2 separate regions of the Homo sapiens genome follow, and region 1 is linked to region 2. A link is an interaction called in ENCODE POLR2A ChIA-PET data of the cell type or tissue named here. Cell type or tissue: B cell. All regions are shown on one strand. Region 1 overlaps LOC107986776 (a long non-coding RNA gene). Region 2 has its middle 36 kb from the start of IL6.

Evidence for each region. Peaks named below come from ENCODE experiments on the same cell type or tissue, not always from the same donor. Only the 100,000 strongest peaks of a DNase experiment are listed, where the experiment ranks them.
Region 1: POLR2A ChIA-PET joins it to region 2 with 11 read pairs; 2 of 35 experiments call an interaction of 5 or more read pairs at or near these places.

What each region holds. Positions count from the first base shown.
Region 1 is chr7:22,883,655-22,887,654 of GRCh38, forward strand. All of the region lies in intron 3 of LOC107986776 (a long non-coding RNA gene), which reads right to left. Among named protein-coding and RNA genes, the nearest start is that of SNORD93, 29 kb to the left of the region's middle. In B cell, no CTCF peak of the experiment used is centred here; a DNase peak (open chromatin) is centred at 2,457; H3K27ac peaks cover 511 bases.
Region 2 is chr7:22,688,848-22,692,847 of GRCh38, forward strand. No RefSeq gene overlaps it. Among named protein-coding and RNA genes, the nearest start is that of IL6, 36 kb to the right of the region's middle. In B cell, no CTCF peak of the experiment used is centred here; no DNase peak of the experiment used is centred here.

The DNA of each region.
Region 1 (4,000 bases), 190 kb after region 2:
TTCAATCTATCCTCATCATAGCAGCGAGAGGGGTTCTATTAAAAATCTAAGTCAGATCATGAAACTCCTCTGCTCAAAACCTCTAATGGTTCTCATCTCACGTAGGGTAAAATACAAAGTCCTTACAAAGGTCCACAAGGGCCTCAGGATCTGTTCCCTCCATTCACTTCTCTGACCTCCTCTACTACCCTACCCCATCGACTATGCTCCAGCCACATGGACTTCACTCCCATCTCCCGAACCTTTGCACTTGCCATTCCCTCTGTCTGGAATACTCTTCCTCTAGGCAGGCTCAGGAGTCAGGCCATCAGCCCATCAACCCCATCAACTCCATTGGGTCTTTATTTAAAAGTTATCTTTGCAGTAGGACCTTCCCTACCCACCCCACCTAAATATTGCACCCTTTATAAAAGCACTGACCAACAGAACTTTGTGCTTGATGAAACTTTATCTTCACTGTCCAATAGGATGGCCACTATGAGGCTTTTGAGCACTGGAAATGTGGCTTGTATGACATGGAAATGGAATTTTTAACTTTAACTAATTTAAATATCATCAGCCACACAAGGCTAGTGGCCACTATGTTGTAAGCACAGCATCTTTACACTCCTTTATCTCTTTTTGCTGCATTATTTTTTTGCTTACTATTTGCCACTAACATACTACATAATTTACTTATAATTTATTCATACATCTTGTTTATAATTTGTTTTCCTCACTAGAATGTAAGTGGAAAAAACAAATTATGACTACACGGAGAATGAGGGGCAGGAATCTTTGTCTGTTTTGTTCACTACTATATTTCTGGTACCTAGAACAGTTTCTGGCACATAGTATATACTAACAAAATCTTTGTTAAATGAAGGAACACGCAGTAGGAGACTCTACAAGCTCCACCCAGGCATTGCTCTGCTCTCTGTCCATGTCTACTCTCTGCTAATTTGCCAGACGTTGATCTAACTTTCATCTCCTGACCTGGATGTTCATAGGTTCCTCTGGCCCTTCTCCTTCTGAATGGTTTCTTCCTTCAGAAACCAGTGTCTAGTTTCCCAGTGGTGTACCCACTACCTTCACTTCAACCCACCAGTCTATAGCCTCTTGGTCCTCTCTGCCAGCCTTGGCTCTGTTGGGCTTCTCTTTAACTAGGCTTACCTGAGACAACAAATGGCCAAGAGCCATGGGGTAGGCCAAGAGTGCTGTCAGCCTATGCTTCTCTTCTTTGCTAAGACTCCAGAAAACAACACAGCACTTCACGGCATCTCTCGGCAGTCAACCAGAGTTAGAAGCTGGACCTCAGTCATCCACACCACATGCTAAATCATCACCAAATGGCCTCATGATGAAGGACTTCACACACAGAAACCTTCTGGGCATAGGTCACGCCTTCTATGCCTTTCCAGGACACATGACTGTGGCCCCCAGTGATGGTTAGGTGGCTATTACTGAGCTAAGACTCTACAATGAGTGTCTTGCTTCCTTTCTAAAAGAAACCCTACCCTTGGGCCAAGGGATAGGGAAGGGAACAGAAGGGAATTCTAGTTATGGCTGTTCTTTGTTTTAACCAATAAATGGATTTCCATTTTAAGAGCCCAGATGTCAAGAGTATCTTATTATAGTGGCCTCACACAGGCTGGGAATGAAGTAGAAATTAGAATGGTTGTTGAAAACTTTCCGTTTTCTTCTTCTTTATTAAGTCTGATGACTCAGACTTGATCTAGGGCTTTTTGTAACAGCCAGGCACATCCTCTTACATAAATGAGAGAAGATGTAACCACCTATTATAATGCCTTGCATATAAGGGACACTCAACAAACGGTGGCTAATAATATGATGAGTAGAAATAAATATTCTGTTCTGCCTCACAATGTCTATCACAATGAAAACAATTGTGGGAAGTAAACTGTATATTGAAATGTATTACCAAAATCGAAAGTTAAGCAAAAATAGTTTCCATAGATAGCTAAAAACTTTCTGTTTTTCCTGAGCTAAAGAAGAACAAGAAACTAAAACTCCTTTCAGGCACCATTTATCTTTCTGTTAAACATCAATCTGATGTCATGTGGCAAGAGTTTTAGTTTCATTTAAAAATCATTTCTGATATCTTGTGGAACAGAACAATTTCCCTTCCAGAGAAAAAGGGTATCTATTTAGCCAATGACAAACAGCTTCCATTTTCTCCTTTTTTTTAACTTTCTTTTTTTTTTTTTTTTTTTTGTTAACACCACTTTTGTTCAGGGTGACAGTACACCTGTAGCCCAAGGGGATGAATCACAGTAGATATAAATTCCACGTGGTGATTTCCTTCCCTAGACTACCCTGTAGCTAGGATTGGCATAGGACCATTCTGGCCAGTGAGGTATAAGTAGAAGTCTCCTGGGGGCTTCAGGGAAAGAATCTGCTTTCTGATAAATGATGCAAGTGCAAGAGGAGAGTTTGCTTTTGCTCTTCCCCACCCACATCCTGTCTGGGAGTGTGACAGTGCCTACAGCTGCAGCAGCTGTCTTGCAATCATGAATTGACAGTGTCAGAAGCCAATCTGCTGAAAATGACAAGGCAGATGGATAGATCAACATGGGGTCTCAATGGCATCACTGAGTGGCTGCACCAACACTAAATGGACAACAGCTGCAATTCTTGTTTAGCCAAGGTTGAAGGTTCTTAAAATTGAAACTCTTGTCAGTTGAGTTTTATTTGCAGCCAGAAGCAATTCCAACTGATTCACAGACCTTTAATTACTAGTTCAATGACTACCCATACACCCAGTATCTAAATTTAACTACTTCTAATATTTACCACATTTGCTTTTTTCTCTAAGTTTTCAATATATGTGGAAGATAAATTGTAGACATAACGCTTAGCCCTTCAGCAAGTATCTCCTAAAAAGAAGAACATTTTCCTTCATAACCACAAGGCTATTATCCCTCCTAAAAATATTAATGATTCTGTGATATCATCTGAACACTAGTCCATATTCGGTTTCCTTTATCACAAAACACATTTAACACAAAAATGTGTTTTTGTAGTTGGATAAAATTTTCATATAAATGTTCATACAAACGGGACTTGGGATTTTGTTTTCCCTTTTCTTTTCCCTTTTTAAAAAAAATTTAATTAATTATTATTTTTTTTTTATTTTTTGAGATGGAGTCTCGTTCTGTCACCAGGCTGGAGTGCAGTGGTGTGATCTTGGTTCACTGCAACCTCCGCCCCCCGGGTTCAAGCGATTCCCCTGCCTCAGCCTCCCAAGTAGCTGGAACTACAGGTACCTGCCACCACGCCCAGCTAATTTTTGTTTTTTTAGTAAAGATGGGGTTTCACTATATTGGCCAGGATGGTCTCAATCTCTTGATGTTGTGATCCACCTGCCTCGGCCTCCCAAAGTGCTGGAATTACAGGCATGAGCCACCGCGCCCAGACTTAATTTATTTATATTTATTTATTTTTTGAGACGGAGTCTCACTGTGACACCCAAGCTGGAGTACAATAGCACGATCTTGGCTTACTGCAACTTCCACCTCGCAAGTTCAAGCGATTTTCCTGCCTCAGCCTCCCGAGTAGCTGGCATTACAGGTGCCCGCCACCATGCCCAGCTAATTTTGTATTTTTAGTAGAGACAGGGTTTCACCATGTTGGCCAGGCTAGTCTCAAACTCCTGACCTCAAGTGATCCACCCACCTCGGCCTCTCAAAGTGCTGGGATTACAGAGGTGAGCCACCACTACTGGCCTTCTCCTTTTAATAAAAAAGAAACATTCTCCACTCTCTCCGCCTGTGGCTACAAAGTTTCATTTTCCAGACCATGCTGGCTCTGGGCCCATAGTGCCCCTGGGAAGATTGGAATAAAGCTTTGGCGTTAAGACTAACAAATCCAGCCAGGCGCAATTTAAAGTTAATCGTTGATTAAATTTAAATGCATAAAGCTGATTTACTTTGGAAGGCCCAGGCGGGTAGATCCCTTGAGGTCAGGAATTTGAGGCCAGCCTGGCCAGCACAGTGAAACC
Region 2 (4,000 bases):
GGATCACGAGGTCAAGAGATCAAGACCATCCTGGCTAACACGGTGAAACCCCATCTCTACTAAAAATATGAAAAATTAGCTGGGCGTGGTGGCAGGCGCCTGTAGTCTCAGCTGCTCGGGAGGCTGAGGCAGGAGAATGACGTGAACCCAGGCGGCAGAGCTTGCAGTGAGCCGAGATTGAGCCACTGCACTCCAGCCTGGGGGACAGAGCAAGACTCTGCCTCAAAAAAAAAAAAAATGGAATTTTCTATCTCTGAGGGTTCTATAAGAAAAAAGATTCTGGCACAATGCCAGCACTCACTCATAAATTTTGTGTTTTGTTTGTTTGTTTTTGAGATGGAGTCTCACTGTGTCACCAAGGCTGGAGTGCAATGGTGCGATTCCAGCTCACCACAACCTCTGCTTTCCAGGTTCAAGCAATTCTCCTGTCTCAGCCTCCCGAGTAGCTGGGATTACAGGCACCCGCCACCACACCAGGCTAATTTTTGTATTTTCAGTAGAGACAGGGTTTCACCATGTTGGCCAGGCTGGTCTTGAACTCCTGACCTCAAGTGATCTGCCCGCCTTGGCTTCCCAAAGTGCTGGGATTACAAGTGTGAGATACCACACCTGACCTCCACTCATAAATTCTGTTGAATTTATATTGTAAGGCCTTTAAACAGGTGGTACTTTTGTCCTAATGGCTGGAGCTGAAGATTGGAGGTTGGAAGCAGGAGAGACAAAAAATAAAGTTTTGTAGTTATGACAGAACAACATCATCACCGTCCATTTCTACCACCAATTATGTTAAAATAATTAATGTTCCATTGCTAATTTCAACACCAAAGGAGGATAATTTGGGTGTCATATGGAGAGATAAGTCAGAACAGCGCTTTGACATCATTCACGAATGTAGAGGGGAAAAAATGCGTCACTGAAGAGGATTATTTTAGTTTGAAGAAACAGCATAGAAGTGATAAAAGAAGCCAGTGGAAGACTATTAGGTTATGAATAGCGGTCAGGTCTCTTTCCATGTTCACAATAGGATACAAGAGCAAATAATCTCAACTAAATGAAACAAGAACCTTCTGACTTGCAGGAGAGTTTGGCACCCAAGTGGTTTTCTGAAAATGGTGATGGAGCTCTTCCTCCCCTAGAGACATTTAAGAGCAGGAGGATGCCCAACCCACTGTCTGGGGTAGTGTGGAGGGGAAACCTCCCTAGTGACAAAGATATGTACTCTGTGACATTATATGCGGCTTTCTGGTCCTGTGTTTCTACAAACAATGGAGAGAGGTTTATTTTTGGATTCTTAGTTATTACCTATCTGTGTTGATAGGTGTAAGTTACAAACATCCATCACATATCTCTCCACCCTATGGCACATTTCTCTTCTTTACTTTTACGAAGTTATCTTACTACTAATGTACGGGAAAGAGAAGTTATCTAAGTAAGTTATCCCTAGCTACTGCTATATCAGAAACCACTCTTTCCCTTGACAGAATGCTAAGGACTGCTAACACCTGCATGCATCCTCAGCCGACCAGGAATATCTTCAACTGCCCAAACCCTGTCTTGGAAGCAGCTGCTGCTCCTGAAGACTGCTAGGGAGTAAAGGGAAAGAATAACATGGAGTGGGAAAACCATTTCTTAGTTTTTATAAAAATGAGGATGCATGTGTGTAAATATTCAAACTGGAAGAGACAGCACTTTTATAAGGTTGGGGTTGAAGACAAATTATGGAAACTAAGAATGAAATTAAACAGTGGGTCAGGAAAGAGGTAACAGATCTAAAAAACTAAAAATCAATTTGCTTCTTGCCACAAAATTACTTTCTCCCTCAAAACAATTTTTATCACCCTAATAATTTGCTGGGGTTTTAGCAGGATTGGTTGGTTGTTTTTATTTCTGGGACACATGTAGTCCTATGTATTTAAATGACTTTTTTTTTTTTGCCAAATGTGAAATGTGGCCAACATTAGCATTCTCACCTATGTCCTCAACAGACGCTCCTGGATTTGTCTTTCTTTAGGAGAACAAACATTTTTTGACATTTACAACAGCCCTCAGGATTCACTAAGAAATTATCTATCCACTCTTACAAATCATTTAGAAAGACAGCAGGCCAAAGAAAAACAAAGGACATCAACATAAAGGGGACACTATACACGTGATGCTCAATATCCACGAATAACAGTAAAAGAGTGAGGACTAAAAAATGAATAATATTCAATGTTGATCAAAGCGTGGAGAAGCATCTATTGTTTGTGGGAGTATAAACCAGTGCAATTTCTCATAAGAGAAATTTGATAGACCTATCAAAACTGTAAATGCACATACCCTTTGTCCCAGAAATCTCACTTCTGGATATTTATCTTGCAGATTTAATATGGCATAGATCCATATTCAGAGATATTCATTAAAGCAATATTTGAAATAGCAAAAAAATCTGGAAACAATTTAAGTATCCATCAAAAAGAGAGACTGATTATAGCAATCATGGTAACTTCACATCGTAAAGTATTATGTAGTTCCTTAAAAAGATCAGGAAACCAGTCATAAATATATTTTAATTACATTGTATTTCATAGTCATATACGGGAACTTATTTTAAAAGTCAAATGACATTAAGATTCTTAAAATGAAATATCATAATTCCCTGTTCTCCTCCCCAGTTCCCTGGTTCCTTCCCCAGAAACACTCTTGTCTCACTATCTTAGCTGTGATATCTTCTGGCATTTACTCATCACCTTATTTCTAAACCAGTACTGTTGTTTCTGGGACACATGTGATTTTATTTATTTAAATGAATTTTTTGGCAAATACAAAATATAGAAGTATAATACAAGCCACATATGTAATTTTAAATTTTCTGGTAGCCACATTTAAAATAATTAAAAGAAATAGGTCCAGGAATGGTGGCTCACGTCTGTAATCCCAGAACTTTGGGAGGCAGAGCCTAGCAGATCAGTCGAGGCCAGGAATTTGAGACCAGCCTGGCCATCATGGCGAAACCCCATCTCTACAGAAAATACAAAAATTAGCCAAGCGTGGTGGTGCACGCCTATAATCCCAGCTACTCAGGTGGCTGAGGCACAAGAATAGTTTGAACCCAGGAGGCAGAGATTACAGTGAGCCAAGATTGTGGCACTGTACTCCAGCCTGGGTGACAGAGTGAGTCTCTGTCTGAAAAAAAAAAAAGAAAAAAGAAATAGGTAAAATGAACTTTAATAAAATCTTTTATTCAATCTAATACATTCAAAATATATCATTGCAACATGTAATCAATATAAATATTCTTTTTTTTTTTTTTTTTTTTTTTTGAGACAAGGTTTCATTTTGCTGCCCAGGCTGGAGTGCAGTGGCATGAACATGTCTCACTGCAATCCTGGGCTCAAGCAATCCTCCAGCCTCAGCCTCCCATGCAGCTGAGACTATAGGCACATGCCACCAGGTCCTGCTATTTTTTTTTTATTTTTTGTAGGTACAGGATCTCACTTTGTTGCCCAGGATGGTCTCGAAATCTTGGGCTTAAGCAATCCTTCTGCCTCAGCCTGCCAAAGTGCTGGGATTACAGGCATGAGCCACTGTGCCCAGGTAAAAATTCTTAATGAGATATTTTATGTTCTTTTTTTTTCTTCTTTACTAAATCTTCAAAATTCAGTGAGTAGTACACACGAACAACATATCTCAATTTGGACCAGCCACATTTCTAGTGCTCAGTAGTCACATATGGCTATTGAAGCTAGTGACAATCATATTGGATAACACAGCTCTAAACAGAATTCTGCTGTTTTTTGATTCATTATTGACTTCCTACAATGGGTAAATGATGGTCTAGCTCTCCTAGGACTGTACTTTCTCTTTATGACTTTATAATACATTATATTTTTTGATTAACTATTCAGTATTTGCATTATATTCCCATGCAAATATTAATCACAGCAAGCATTGCAGTGTGCTATGAAAGTGTTTATTCTTGTTTCTTTTCCCTGAATTTAATAATTGCCATTTTTTAAGC